Linked DNA regions of Mus musculus: region 1 is linked to region 2. The links are chromatin loops, found by intact Hi-C in ENCODE. Cell type or tissue: gastrocnemius. All regions are shown on one strand.

The links. Peaks named below come from ENCODE experiments on the same cell type or tissue, not always from the same donor. Only the 100,000 strongest peaks of a DNase experiment are listed, where the experiment ranks them.
Region 1: a loop joins it to region 2, with 1.8 times the contacts of the local background. A loop is called at or near these places in 3 of 42 quality-filtered maps.

The regions. Positions count from the first base shown.
Region 1 is chr5:73,236,825-73,244,824 of GRCm38, forward strand. The region is part of intron 1 of Fryl (FRY like transcription coactivator); the gene reads right to left. Among named protein-coding and RNA genes, the nearest start is that of Fryl, 16 kb to the right of the region's middle. In gastrocnemius, no CTCF peak of the experiment used is centred here; DNase peaks (open chromatin) are centred at 3,773 and 7,745; H3K4me3 peaks cover 481 bases; H3K27ac peaks cover 1,638 bases.
Region 2 is chr5:73,148,213-73,156,212 of GRCm38, forward strand. It overlaps Fryl (FRY like transcription coactivator), which reads right to left. Exons shown (of 63, transcript NM_028194.2): 4 at 1-10. Among named protein-coding and RNA genes, the nearest start is that of 1700071G01Rik, 4.8 kb to the right of the region's middle. In gastrocnemius, no CTCF peak of the experiment used is centred here; a DNase peak (open chromatin) is centred at 3,044; H3K27ac peaks cover 249 bases.

The DNA.
Region 1 (8,000 bases), 89 kb after region 2:
GAGGGTGGACCCATGGCCCCTCCCCTTCACCCCTGCAGTCTTTGTGACTGTCCCACAAACAACAAGGGGTAAGTGGTAAGGAGCTGAGGGGTACCAGAAAAGGGCACACTTAGCTACTGATGGTCTCCAGAAGCACCGCCCTGGAGGCCAAGCGCCTCCACCTCTGTGGGAGTCCTGCTCTCCTGAGGTCACCCTGTGGAGAGATCGTGTGAAGGGACAGCTCGGGAGTCCCAGCTGTGTGAAGCTTCCCAGGCCTTTGTCACATGAAAGCCCCAGGCTTGTCTTGCAGGCAGCCAGCCTCAAAGAGAATCTAAGAGATTGGGAAGGCCTGGCTGAGCTGAGGCAAACCCCATAGCTGTGAGCAAAATAGATGACTGTTTTTGTTTCAAACCAACCGCTCCTGGGTGGGTCTTCACACAACAGTACAGATACCACAGAAAGGTCGGCTACTGAGCAGAGTGAAACCCTCCCCTGACCCAACAACAGGGAGAAAGCTGGTGAGGAGATCCATCAGGGATAGACAGAAGGGTGTTGGTTGGTAGCAGAGGTGGGAGGGGAGTGGACAGTGGGGGAGGGGACTGAGTTTCCTCACACAAACGCACCCCCCCTCAAAAAAAAAAAAAATCAAGGGAGAAAGGTGAGTGATGGCATCCTTGGTTTGTAAATCATGTGACGAACTTCAAAACTCACCAAAGCCTGACGATGCTGAAGATCATTTTAAAGGGGATTTGGGTTTTTTTTGTTGTTGTTTTTTGTTTTTGTTTTTTTTTCTTGAGACAGGGTTTCTCTGTATAGCCCTGGCGGTCCTGGAACTCACTTTGTAGACAAGGCTGGCCTTGAACTCAGAGATCCACCTGCCTCTGCCTGAGCTGGGATTAAAGGCATGTGCCACCACGCCCGGCTGGGGATTTGTTTTTTAAGTTTATTCAAATTTCTACACATTTTCTTCAGATTTAAACAAACAAACAAAATCTGTGAGCTCATTTCCTTCTTCCTGACATTTCGATGGGGCTGTTACCTAAGATTGTCTCATTAACCAGCCAATCTGACACAGGATGAAGAATCATGCTCTATGCTGAGGCTCTCACAAAGAAGCAGGGGCCCCTCACCTCAGGGGCCTCAAATTTCATCCGTCTCCACCCATTTTTGTTTGTTTGTTTGTTTGTTTGTTTGTTTTCAAAACAGGCTTTCTTTGTGTAGCCCTGGCTGTCCTGGATCTCCTGTAGAGGATGCTAGCCTGGCACTCAGATCTGCCGGCCTCTGTCTCGGGAATGCTGGGATGCAAGGCTTGGGCCAACTCCACCCTGTTTTAACAAGTCATGATTACTGTCTAAGGGCTGCCATTCAAGCAAGAGGGAAACACTGTTTCAAAGTTTGTAAAACTTGTATTGAATGAAACAATGAAACAATCTAAAACTAGTCTTACCATTAGTTAGTGACTTGTGTACTATCAGGAGATGCTAAAGGCTAGAGCCACGGCTCGGTGGGCAGAAGAGCTTGCTCCAAATGGTTGAGGGCCTGAGCTCAAATCTCGAAACTCATCTCAAAGTTGACGATGCAGCATAAGCATCTACAGTCCCTGAGCTCCTGTGGAGAAATGGAACCCGGCAAAGACACGAGAGGTGTTTTCCTCCCAGAGGCTGTGGACTAGCTAGTCCAACAGAGACCCTGTCTCTATATACACCAGGATGGGGGCAAGAGCAACGCCTGAAAACGTTCTCATGCACTCTGCATACCATGGCAGGTGTGTGCCAACATTCATGCTCTCTCTCTCTCTCTCTCTCTCTCTCTCTCTCTCACACACACACACACACAATAAAGGACCTTCTAAAGAAGTTCTGGTGGCGATGTGAATATTTTTAAAGCCGCAACACAGAGTGAGCACTAAGTACTCACTGATTTAAATCGCTACACATCAAATTATACTGACACCCACTCTCCTCCCTTTGTTAGCAATAGGACGTTGGCGTCTCTGCTATACACATGGCTATCTACCCAAATGTTACATCTCCCAGCTTGGTCTCTAACTGGTTGTAACAGTATGACCATGCTGTAGCCCAGAGGATCTGAAAAATGAGGCTAGCCATTCTGGGAAGGCGTTTGTCCTAGTTTGGTCTCTATTACTGCAACAAAACACTGACCAAAAGCAACTCACTGAGGAAAAGGCTTATTGCATCTTCCAGTTTGTAGGCAGTCATTGAGGAAGGGCAGGGCAGGAACCAGGAGGCAGGAACTGAAGCAGAGACTCCTTGCTCCCAGGTTCATGGTCTACCTTCCTTCCTTTCTTCCTTTCTTTCTTTCTTTCTTTCTTTCCTTTTCTTTTCTTTTCTTTTCTCTCTCTCTCTCTCTTTCTTTCTTCCTTTCTCTCTCTCTCTCTTTCTTTCTTCCTTTCTCTCTCTCTCTCTCTCTCTTTCGTGTGTGTGTGTGTGTGTGTGTGTGTGTGTGTGTTTCTAGACAAGGTTTCTCTTTGTAGCTCTGGGTGTCCTGGAACTGGCTATGTAGACCAGGCTGGCCTCGAACTCTGAGATCTGGCTGGCTGCCTCTGCCTCCCAAGTGCTGACATTAATCATATGGACCACCCCAGGCCAGCCTTCCTTCCTTTCTTATATAGACCAGAACCATCAGCTCAGGAATGGTACACCACCCATAGTGGGCTGGGTCTTCCCACACCAATCAGAAATCAAGAAAATGTCCCAGAGCTGTGCCCAATGAACGCACAGGCCAATCTGATAGAGGCAATTCCTCAGTTAAGATTCCTTCTTCCCACATATGTCAAGTTGATAGGAACTAATAGTGGCAGGGTGCATGTGTGTATGCTTAGCCTCAGCCTTTTTCATCCCCTGCCTCACTGAACACTAGAATTTCTCAGGCAAAGAAGGCACACACTGACTCCATAGAGGCAGCTCACCTGGTCTGACCCACACGTGTCTTATCCAGCACCTGTAGAGAACACATGCCTGTCTCATTCAAACCACACACAGACAGTACACATATGTGACATCAGCTAGGTGTCAGACCCTGCCACGTCAATGGAGATGTAGCAAGGGCACAAGAAATGGAGAACCCGGGCTGGTGAGATGGCTCAGTGGGTAAGAGCACCCGACTGCTCTTCCGAAGGTCAGGAGTTCAAATCCCAGCAACCACATGGTGGCTCACAACCATCCGTAAGGAGATCTGACTCTCTCTTCTGGAATGCCTGAAGACAGCTACAGTGTACTTACATATAATAAATAAATAAATCAAAAAAAAAAAACTACTCTAAAAAGAAATGGAGAACCCTAAACTTCCTGTAGCTAGCTAGCACTTTGAGGACAGGAGACAAGGAATTATAGGTAAGTAGCTGGAGCGTAAGAAACTGAGAGTAGTGGGGTGGTGGTGGCGCACGCCTTTAATCCCAGCACTTGGGAGGCAGGGGCAGGCGGATTTCTGAGTTCGAGGCCAGCCTGGCCTACAGAGTGAGTTCCAGGACAGAAACTCTGTCTTGAAAAAAACAGAAAGAAAGAAAGAAAGAAAGAAAGAGAGAGAGAGAGAGAGAGAGAGAGAGAAACAAACAAACAAACAAACTGAGAGAAAAAAAAAGAAAGAAAATTGGGAAGAAGCACAGGTAAGCAGGAGCTGCGGTCAACCTCTCAGGAAAGGTGCCGCCTGAGGCAAGGCTAAGAACATTCTAGCATGGAGAGACAAATCCTACCAGTGCCATTGGCAGGCTCAACTGTTGGAAAGCGGAGGAGAGAGACAGAAGCATCATGGCAGGTAGGCCTGCAGCCAGGAGGTGCTTTGTGATCAAATGTTAGCACAGCTCTTTGATTCAGTCAGCCCCACTATGAAGGCTGGTCCCTGAAAACGCACAGGCCTGGCAGCTGTCCCTGGCCAGTGCTACTCAAAGGACCCACTGGTTAAGTGTACAGGGCTCCCCACTGGTGAAGTGTACAGGGCTCTTGGAATCCTGAAGAAACGCGCATGGACTATCACTTAGGATAATGACTTCAGCTGGGCATGTGGCACAGCACACCTTTAAGGTGGGCAAATCTCGGAGTTTGAGGTCAGCCTAGTCCACATAGGAAGTTCCAGGACAGCCAGGGATACAAAGAAAGACCCTTTCTCAAAAAAATAAATAAAAAATAAAAATAAATATATATTATATAACTAATGTGTTATATATAATTATATATAGATATATAAAATACATTTTATTATATAACTAATAAAACATGTTATATGTGTTATATAAGTTATATTAATATATACTATATAATATATAATAATATATTTTAATATATTTTACCATATATAATATATATTAACATAGCACAGAGCCAGTCTGATCTCTGCATTTGACAGTTTTGAACAGCATTTTTTTTTTCATTTCCTACTTTCTTCTTTATAGAACCCAATACAGCCACAACTGCTCCAAGTACCTCGGGCCCACCAGACACTATTCACAGACCAGTCGGTATGTGAATCCAAGAAAGCCTCGCTCCCAGCATGTGACACACAAGACATGTGGGTCACACAGAGAACCATCACTGGCCAGGTAAACAAAACACACAGAAATGACCAAGCAACAGTCAACACTGTGCCTCTAGGCTGAGGAGAAGCTTGAGAAATCCATCAGCCCTACATACTGAGCTCTTCCTCCCTCGAGAGCAAAGAGGAACGGACTCGGGATGCAGCTGTCACCTAGGTCAAGGGTACCCTACGGGCCAACCACAGACCAGAAAAATCAACTAGACTACGGGACCCAGAGTAAGGAGGAGGTAGAAAATAAGACAGGAAGTCAGACGACCACGAAGATGAGCATCTGTGAACGTTCACAGAAACCAAAATAATGGGCACCCTAAGTAGTCCGAGTGGAAAGGGGGAGGGAGGGTTAAAAGTACAATTTCAACGTACACACTGGCTTGCTCTCCCAGAGCACCCACTTCCCAGCACCTACACAGTGGTTTACAACCATCTATAACTCCAGTCCTAGATGATCCTACACCCTCTCCTGGCCCCCACAGGCACTATATACCACCCATTGTGCACAGACACACACACAGGCAAAACACCCGTAATACACATAAAATAAAAATAAGCCTTTTTTTTTAAATCTAATTTCAAATCAGACAGTAGCAGAGGACAGAGACTCAGAATCTTCCAAAATGAAATTATTTGAGCATAGACTTTTCTATCTAAGCTGTCAATCGAGGAAGAAGGCAGAATAAGTCCATTTACTTGAAGGTGTCCTTCAGCAAAGCTAGGGTGGAAAAGGATAAAGCTTGATTCGAGCGAGAGACACAAGAAGCGGTGGCCAGGATCCAAGAACAAAATGAGAAATGTGTCCCAGGATGGCAGCTGCGAGGCAGGAGAGACAATTCATCCCATTAAATCAGAAACTTGGTGAACTCCACCGAAGAAGAATGGGATGGATTCTATTCAAGAGACAGAATAATTAGGAGGCTGGCTTCACGACAAATGTGCAGCGTCTTTTCTCAATTAAGGAATGAAGAAGATGTGCACAGAGCATTCCAGAAGAAGGCTGCTGGCTGACTAGCCACAGAGCGTCCACTCTTACTCTGATTAAAGAAAGGAGTTTACTTTTTCATTTTTCCTGTATGATAGATATGGTGATTAGGTCCTTCAGGTCCATGGGATAAAGCACTGGGGAGCTAAAGTAAGCCTGGTACTCCTGCTCTCCTACGACAGTGACGGGCTGATAGTGACCCGACTTTGCCAACCCAGTGAGAACATAGTGGAAGGTCATCTGGGGAGAAGCTTGGAAGAACCGCCTAAATGATGAAGGGGAAGATTATGAGGTACAAGGTTGTTGTAGAGGGCGTCTCTGGCTATCAGTGGGTTTAAATATGGACCACCCACACCCGAGATAGCCACTGCTACATGGAGGTGGTGAGGGTTAACTGGGGAACTGACTACTGACTGCATCCAAACTGAACTTGGTTTTCAAGAGCGTGGCCTGTTCTCCAGACTCCCAGCTCGAGCTCAGTCCTGAGAAAGGGAGAGGTTCAGGCTGAGCAACCTCCTCCTATCAGAACAAGTCTTGAAAATACCATCTTGACTCTGCGTGTGCGCCCCTGATGCCAGCAGACTGAGTGTGACTACAGTCTGTCAGCCTCACCTGTGTGATGCTGTTCTGTGGAAAACATCCGGTGCTCAGAGAAGGAAACCTGGGACATGGATACTGCTCAGGATCAAATCATTGCCCCAGATTGCTTGAGGGAGTCCTTGTCTGGTGTGTGTGTGTGTGTGTGTGTGTGTGTGTGTGTGTGTGTGTGTGTGTGTTTAGTGATATATGATGAAATATTTATGAGTAAGAACAGAGAATCACAATGTGACGGTACTAATAAAAATGCTTCCCTCCCCCCATAGTCTCATAGAGGGTGGCACTATTAGGAGATGTGCCCTTGTTGGAGGAAGTTCGTCACTGGGGGGGTGGAGGGGGGCGTGCTTTGAGGTTTCAAGTGCTCAAGTCAGGCCCAGTGTCTCTCTCTTCCTTGCTGCCTGCCAATCCACAGGTAGAACTCTCATCTCCTTCTCTAGCGCCATGTCTGCCTGCACGCTTCCAAGCTCCCTGCCATGATGACAGTGGACTAAGCCTCTGTACTGTAAGCCAGCCCCAAATCAGCGTTTTCTTTGCCTTGTGCTCAATGTCTCTTCACAGCAAGAGAAACCCCAACTAAGGCACGTGGTAGCTGCGAGCTTCTCTCAAATGATTTGCAGAGTTTTATTCAGCCATAAAAAAAAAAAAAAAAAAAACAATGAAATCATGTCACAATGAATATATCTAAGAAAAAGAGTCACCAAAATTATCTGTAGATGTGTCTAGATACTCAAAGGTAAAGAAAGCAAGAAGTGCCCAGACAAAATGTTCTGAACGAATGAACCTAAACAACGAGCAGAATGGCCCTAAGCAAAATCCAGACAGCAATTCACACGGTCTACCTCACAACCTGTCTTTAACTTTTATCTGTTTCAAAAATATGATTTTGTTGCCATTGTTGTTTGTAGGGGATGGCTTTCTTTTTATTTGGTTAGGGTTTTGTTGTTGTTGTTGTTTCTTTTTTTTTTTTTTTTTTTTCTTTTAAATCTTTGGAGATGGGGTCTGGCCATGTAGCCTGGGCTGGCCTCAAATGTGTAACGATCCTGCTGCCTTCTAAGGGCTGGAACTACAGACAGGTACTACCATATCTGTGGAAAACGTGTTTTAAAGGGAGAAGACGGGCTGGGGAGATGGCTCAGTTGGTAACGTGCTTCCCGGACGGGCATGAGGGCCCGAGTTCAGATTCTGAGCACCCACGTAAAAAGCCAGGCATTGGGGAAGCAGAGACAGAGAAACAGGGGAAGGAAAGAAGGAAGAGAGATCCAAACACACCACCTACCCTATCCACACATTCTGCCTTCCCACACATTAACCAAGACAAGAAGAGAAAAGTCAGGAAATCACAAGTGACCTGCAGTTCAACAATCGGATGAAAGCAGCCTAGAATGATAGGTGGGGCAAGATGGGACACAGTGGCAGGTATGAAAGCGTGTGTGTGCGCGCGTGTGTGTGTGTGTGTGTGTGTGTGTGTGTGTGTGTGTGTGTGTGTGATGACTTTGAGCTACCTGATGACAACAAAGAAGAGAACACCTTTTTGAGTGGCTGGGATGATGCTTCAGGGGTAACGGGCAATGTGTCGAATAAAGCGCCAATCCCCAGAACTAAAGTAAATACAGGCAGGGATGGCAGTCGGCCAGTAAGCCAAGCCCAGTCCTCTAGGGGAGACAAGAGACCGCCAGAGCGAGCTGTCTATTTAGACTAGCCACATCGACAAGCTCTGGGTTTGATTGAGAGGCCCTGTCTCATTGAATAAGGTGGAAGAGCCCTCAAAGATGATCCCCTCATCAGCCTCACGTGCACCTACACTCACAGACGTGAATATACACGTACATGTACACCATACATACGTGTAAAAACCGGAAAAAGTAAGAGAGCCCGAACACTGAAGGAGTAGAAAGAG
Region 2 (8,000 bases):
GGTGCTGAAGCTGGAAGTGAGAGAGACAGAAGAGCCCTGTGTTACTAACCGGCTCTGTGGGACCTGGACCTGCTCCATCCACCTCAGCAGTCATCACAGCTCGACCCCTCCTGGATCCCCCAGGCTTGGTCGTCCTCCTTCACAGCCCCCTCTCACGCTTGCCATTCTGATGTCTACCTAGCACTACCTAGCACTCACTACCCAGCACTACCTAGAACTACCTAGCACATCTGCAGTGTAGCCCGGCATCGCGTTTACTGCTAGGCAGTGGCCACTTTTCACTCATGCGGTTTCCAAAACATCAGGCATTCTCATCTGATTTGCTTTGGCCTAGGTGATTCCCATGTACCTAGAAACAGTGCCTGGCACACTTCAGGGGCATGACAAAATATTTATTGAACGACTAAATTCTAAAGCAGTGTGGTTCTCAACCTGTGGGTCGTGACCTCTTTGGCAAGCTTCTATCTCCAAAAAAATATTTACATCATGATTAAAGACAGCACTGAAATCACAGTTTTGAAGTAGCCAGTGAAAATAATTTTATGGTTGGGGGGGTCACTACGACCTGAGGAACTGTATTAAAGGGCCGCAGCATTAGGAAGGCTGAGAACTGCTGGTCCGGAGGAATGAAGGAAATCCGAGAGATAAGTACACGAAACAGGAGCAGGATTGGGAACTTGAAGATGCTAGCTACCTTGAAAGGCGCACACGTGAGGCTTCACTAAAGAAGCTACAGCTGCAGGCCTAAATGATGAAGAAGGGAGTGGAACACTCAAGACCGAAGAGGAGAAAACAAAAAGACCAAGGGCGGGCGCCAGGGTGGAGGGAGATACGCGCTTTAGGACTCCATGAAGGACATTTAGTGGGGAGGGATGGAATCTGACTTGTCCTTATAAATCTCTCTGGCTTCTCTGGAGAGTGAATCTGAGGAACCCAACCACAGCACCAGGGATGCCAGTCCACGCAGCCAGTGAGATGGCTGGAGCTTGGGCTAAGAAGATGCTGAAAGTAAAGGCTCAGAGCCTCATCCAGTTTTTTTTGGTACTAAGGTGAGGAGCAGGAATCAGCAGTAACTTGCCGTGCCTTCTCTTAAGTCACCCAGAAGATGCTGTGACCGTCTGCTCTGATAGAGATGATATGTGTCTGTCAAGTGGTGTGAATCCCGTCATGCGTGGTGGAAAGAGCATTAACCTACATCACTCTCACCTATAACTCATCCAGTCATGCCTGTCTTCCCAGCCCGAGGCTTAACAAAGACTGTATTCGTGACTTCTGCTGGCCTAGTGTACCACAGACTTGGAATCCAATGCCTATGCTGCTTTCTAACCTGCTCTTTGGCCCCTGCCTTCTCTGCATAAGGAACTGTCTGTCACCTAGTTAACCCCAGCCCTGAAAAGGGGATGCAGAAAATGGGTGCTTAAACACTGAATGGCTGTGGGTGTCTGCATCAGAACAGGACAGCAAATTTGTTTTAAAAGCACATAAATTTGAAGCCTACATTGCATTTTTAGGTCAAAGAAAAGTCTACTCTAATAGCAGCACGGGCTTGCGTTCTAGTAATCCAGAGCCTGAGGTACTTATGGTCACAAGTTCAAGATCAGCATGGGTGAGAAAGTTATTGCTAAGTCAGCCTAGGCCACATGGTGGGGGTGGGGGGGTGTCTCAAACCTTAAAATGCCTACTCTGTAAAACACAGTATGTAAATATACACACATTTGCAACAATAATCCAAAGATTATTACAAACTGCTAATACCGAACCTAACAAGTACCTTTTATGAGCACCGAGTTAAAACGCATTTTGTATTCTAGAATTAAAATTGTATCATAAACATAATCCGAGGCAAAAATTCACAGTCCTTGGAACACAGCACACATTATCTCAAACAATGGCCTGCTTGTCTCCGATGTGTCACGACCCAACATTGTGTATTATTGAGAGGAGAATCTATTAACCAGCGTCACTGTGGACCAAGTCAGAGATCTTACATTTTTAAAAATTAGTTTTGGCCCCTTATGAGCCAAAAAGACACAGCTCATCTCAAATGGCTCGCCCTTGTTGCCCTCTACCCTCGCTGAAATCAATCATGAATAAATGTGCCAAGACAGAGGTTCTCAACCTGTGGGTCCCAAGCCCTTTGGCCAACCTCTAGCTGCAAAAAAGATTTGCATAACGGTTCCTAACATTGAAATTACAGTTGTGAAGTAACAATAAAAACTAACTTTACTGTTTGGGGTCACCACAGCACGAGGAAGTGTATTAAAGGGTCACAGTGTTAGGAAGGGTGTGGACCACGGCTCTAAGGTTGCATGACTGCACAGTGAAAGACATTTGTCAAGGAAGTCAAGGTTCCAGGGAAAACTTCATTTCTAACTTAAAACCTCTAACTTTCACCAACACCAACTGTTTATGATTAAATAAGTTCAAACAGCATTTCAATTTATCTTTTACTTATTACTTATTATTCTGTTGTACTTATTACTACAAAAATGGAAGGGAAAAAAGTATCTTCCTGCTGAAATTTCAGGCTATTAAATATCCCAATAACAGAGAGTTAGAAGAGAACTTATTTTTTTTATATAGACCTGTTAATAGCACGAGCAACTGAAATGATATGATTCAGAAATACCAAATGACACGAGAAAAATGTACAAACCACAATATCAGATTTGAGACAACAACAAGAAGAATAGATACAGGAAACTAAACTGAAACTCAGAGGAGTACTTGGAGCATGTTAAACAGAGAACGGACCACTTTCAAAGCCAACCCAAAACACAAATGAAATTAATTAGAAAACTACCAATACCTTCCCAAAGAAAACAGAAGATAAACAACAAGGATGGAGAGAGAATAAATAAAGTGCCCGATCAGCACAAAAAATACTCACTTTTACCAGGTTTCTGATAATACGTAAGAACTGGGCAACATTTGTCATCTGTCAAAGGGCTAGGAGGACCAGGCTGAGCAAGCCATGGGGAGCAAGCCAGTAAGCTGAGCCCCTCTTGGCTTCTCCATCCCTCTCTGACCCCCAGCCCCCTGCTGGGCTTGGCTTCCTACCCTGACTTCTCCCAGAGAGGGACAGTTAACTGGAAGTGTCAGTGAACTTGAACCGGTTACCTACCCTGACGAGGCTTTTTGGTCATGGTGTTTTCTCACACCAACAGAAACCCTAACCAAGATGCTCGGTGACACTTGACCACTTGAGTTAAATATTTCATAAAGTCAAATAGGAGGGCTGTGTTTTCCTAGTATTTAAGCTTTAATCATGTCTGTGTGTGTCTCTGTGTGTGAGTGTGTGTGAGTGTGTGTGAGTGTGTGTGTGCCTGTGAGTACAGTGCTCACGGAGCCCCTAAGAGGGTGGAGGATTCTCTGGAGCTGGAGTTGCAGGTGCTTGTGAGCCACCCAATGTGGGTGGTGGGAATTGAACTCATATCCTCTAGAAGAGCAGAGTGAAGGAATAAAATAAAGGTTAGAGTGTAAGTCTTACAAACATGGTCCAGGCGTTGAATTTCAAACAGAAAAATCCAGTCACATTAACCCCACTGACCATGAATAGCTACGTTAGGATGAAGCAACAACTGGATAGTTTTCATTTCGTTCGGCATTTCTGTTTTCACTTAAGCGCCACATAAAATGTTAAATTACTGGTATTTTTTTTATATAGTTCACTCTCTATAGCACCGTGCTGATATATTACATGCAATAAAGCAGCTGTCCTATTAATAAAACACCTGTCCCGTGATAAATTCAAATTCAGGCAAAGGCAAAGGAAGAGACATAACCCTGGGCCCGGTGTGTCTCTGGGGTTGTTAGAACAATGGACTTCAGGGTACTTTGCATGCATGGCTAAATAGGCAAAACACTTGTTGCTCTAACACGAGGACCAGACTTCAGTCCCCAGCATGCATGTAAAAGCATGCTTCACCCATGTGACAGCATGTACCTGTGACGCCAGGACTGTGGCAAGGGATGGGCTAGAGACGGGTGGATGCCTAGCAGCTCACTGCCAGCCAGCCTCACTGAAACCAGTCATTTCTAGGTTCAGCAAGAGAATCTTACTTAAAAATAAGCTGGGAGGTAATTAAGGAAGACATTTGACCTCTGTCATGTAAGTGCAGAGTAGAGTCCCCTTGTGGATGCCTCCACCCACCCTCCCACTCAAGAGCAGCTTGGCTGGCTTTGTTTTGGTGACTGTGAGCAAGCTGTTGCTGTAAAGGGTGAGCAGGGTGTGGTGTGGATGTGTGGTTTAGTCCCTGCAGGTGAAAACCATAAATGACAATGATGAGTGTCACTGTTGTAAGAAACTACCTAAAGGCTACCCTCCCAAGCCATTGCCCCATCTTAACATTGACCTCTGGCCTTTACACACACATTTATGCACTCATGCACAAGTGTGCATGCATACAAATACACATTCTCTCTCTCTCCCTCTCCGCCTCCCCCTCTCCCAATCTCTCTCTCCTTTGTAGGCATAGGCTAATATAACTCAGATATAACCACTACGCATAAGAGGCTTATGTGGTACAGAAATTCAATGGCACCATAGAGTTGCTTACTATTATACTCACTGATGTTTATACCATCTAGCAATAAGTTTCGATGACACTTAAGAAAGAAAGGGCCTTAGAACTATTATTTAAAAAACCAAGAAGGGGAGGAGGAGGAGGAGGAGGAGGAGGAGGAGGAAAAGGAGGATGAGGAGGAAGAGAAGGAGGAGGAAGAGGAAAAAGAAAAAAAGAAGAAAAGAAGAAGACGATGATGACACGACGACTTCCATAATCAAAGCAAACCTACGCCAGAGGGTTATTTCATGGACACCAATGAAGTAATCCTAAAAGTTTATACAGCAAGAAGAACAACTCAGAAAGAGCCAGAACAATATGGAAGGAGAATGAATGAAGCCCAGGGGCAGACACTACCTGGTTTCAGGACTTATTATAAATCTCCAGTAATCAAGGCATTGTGTTATTGGCAAAGGAACAGACAAACAGATCAATGGGACAGAACAGACAGCCCAGAAATAGACCCACACAAATATAGTCAACTGATCTTTGACAAGGGAGCAAAGGAAAGGCAACAAGAAGAAAGACTTTTCAACAAATGCGGATGGAACAACGAGACACCCACATGTTTAAGGGGGCAAAAAAAAAAAAAAAAGAAAGAAAAAAAAGAAAAAGAAGTTTAACAGAACTTTTACCTTCCATAAAATCTCACTGAAAACGAAACACAGAGACCCAAACATAAAATTCAAAAACTGTATGTCCCCTGGAACATAGGAGAAGACCTAGGTGACCTTGAATTCAGTTGGGGCTTGCTACATACACCAAAATCAAGACAGGTGAGTGGGAAGAAAAATTATTAAACAATGCAAAAAGCAATGATAAGGATGAAAAGGCTATCCCCAAGGAAGGAAAAAAATCTAATAACGGATTTGTATGCAAAATACATAAACGACAACATAAGAAAAACAGCCCAACTTAAAAACAGGCACTGTACAGAGAACACAGAGATGGCGTGTGAAAGACCCTCACCCCAGTTAAGTGCTTGGGAACTGCCAAGGATGCACGGCCACTGGAGTGGCGGGGCTCCCAAGCTGACCACTGGTGAAGAAGGAAGAGGGACAAACAGAGACAAAAAAATCACTCGCTGCTGGCAGGAATACAAGACACGGCAATGGCTTGGGAGGTGGCTTGGTAGTTTCTTAAATAGGTGATATCCATCATTGTTGCTCATGGTTTTCACCTGCGGGGTCTAAACCACACGTCTACACCACACCCAGCGCACCGTCTACAGCACTTGGTAACAGCTTGCTCCCTCCGTCACCAAAACAGAGCCAGCCAAGCCGCTCTTGAGTGGGAGGGAGGGTGGAGGCATCCACAGCCCGGACACTACTCCGAACTTACATGACACTAGCCAGCGAAAAGAGGATATTTTGAAAATTGTTACACTGTGTGCTTATTGTGTGTGTGAGGGAGGGTGTGTGTGTCACAGGTCATTGCACTCATGTGGAGGTCAGGGGACAATCCACGAGAGTCAGTTCTCTCCTTTGACCTTGCAGGTTCTAGGTAATGACCTCAGGTTATCAGGCTTGGACCTTTCACCCACTGAGCCCTCTCTGAGTTCTTCAAGACAGGGTTTCTCTGTGTAGCCCTGGCTGTCATGGACCGCTCTCTAGATAGACCAGGCTGGCCTCAAACTCACAGAGATCCACATGCCTCTGCCTAGTGCTGAGATTAAAGGCGTGCATGGCCACCGCCACCCATCTGACTAGTTCCAATTTACTATCATTTCACAGGGGAGAAGGGGCTTTGGAGCATGAGACCCTGTCCTAGTTTCTCAGAACTTGCCATTGGTAATCTTATTTCCCCCAGAACCAAGAATCTCGATGCACCCCGTTCTCCTCTAAGTTCCACAAGGACCCTTAACACAGCGTTTACCACATCAGACTTTCCGGTTGGATTTTTCAACTTTTTTTACAGTGAAAGGGCTAAAAAGAGAGGCTCACCACTTTGACAGAGAAACAGCTACCAGGGCTTTGTTGTAACTCCTTCTTTGTTCTTTTATTTATTCAACTTTAGTCCGTCGTCCTCCTGAAAGTTTCTTTGGCTACTAATACAGAGCGTCTCTCCCAAGCTTTAACCAGCTCTTCTGGGTTTGTTTACTGAGATTTAGTCCTGGCTTTACCACCATAAAAACTTCCACGCTTGAGACAGAGTGTTAGCATCTCCTGGCACACATAGTCCTACATACCAAATTTACTGTTAGTCACACCACCATGGCTATACATATCTTACACATTAACTTGGGGGAAAAAAAAAAAAACCTGGCATCTTTATAATATAAAAAGTCCTTGGAGCCAGCAATGCTACACAGCTTTAATCCCCACATCCAGAGACCGAGACAGTCAGACAGATACATATCTCTGTGAGTCTGAGGCCAGGTTGGTCTACACAGTGAGCTCCAGGAAAGGAACTTTATAGTGAAACCACCCCTCCTTTTTTTTTTTTCTTAAAAAAAAAAAAAAAAAAGGAGAGACTGAGGATGAAGGAAAGACTAACCATAACCAGTGACTGGCCCAACTCAGACCCATCCTATGGGTGGCCAAACCCTGACACTATTACTGACGTTAGGTTATGCTTGCAGACAGGAAGCATGGCTGTCCTCTGAGAGGCTCTACCGGTAGCCGACTTAGATACAGATCCTTACAGCCAACCATTGGACTGAGGCCAGGGACCCCTATGGAAGAGTTAAGGGAAGCATTGAAAGAGCTGAAGGGGATGGCAACCCCATAGGAAGACCAACAGTGTCAACTAACCCAGATTCCTGGGCGCTCCCAGAGACTAAGTCACCAACCAAAGAGCACACACAGCCTGGTCTGTGGCCCTGGGCACATACGTAGCAGAGAGGACTGCCTTGTCCGGCCTCAGTGGGAGAGGGTGAACCTAATCCTGTAGAGACTTGATGCACACTGGGAAGGGCGCTGGGGGGAGGCAACCTCTCAGAGGCAAAGGGGAGGAGGGATGATGAGAACAACTCTGGGAAGGGGGACTAGGAGAGGGGAACATTTGGAATGTAAATAAATAAAATAATTAACGGAAATTAATTAATTAATTAATTAAAGTCCATATTCAGAAGCTGGTATGTTCCCCGCTAAGAACATGCATCCATAGCTTATTAATTCTAACCCCTCAATACTCTGCTTCTATCGTGTGTGAATGAAATCATTTTCCCCTTACTAGTTAGTTCAGTGTTTCTCTTCTCATTCAGCCATAACAGATAGCAAAACTAAAACCTGCGCTTGTTCTACCAACAGCCGTTTCGAAAATGTTTATTTATCCTCATCTAAACTATTCCCACCAAAAACAGTTTCTAAACATAGAAGCCCTGGGGCAGCTCTGGCGTGTGATCCATGTTTTTCACCTGAAGTCTACCACAGAAAGATTCTATAGACTAAAGCTCGAGGAAGACGAGGAAGACAACCCCCACTAAGACGACCC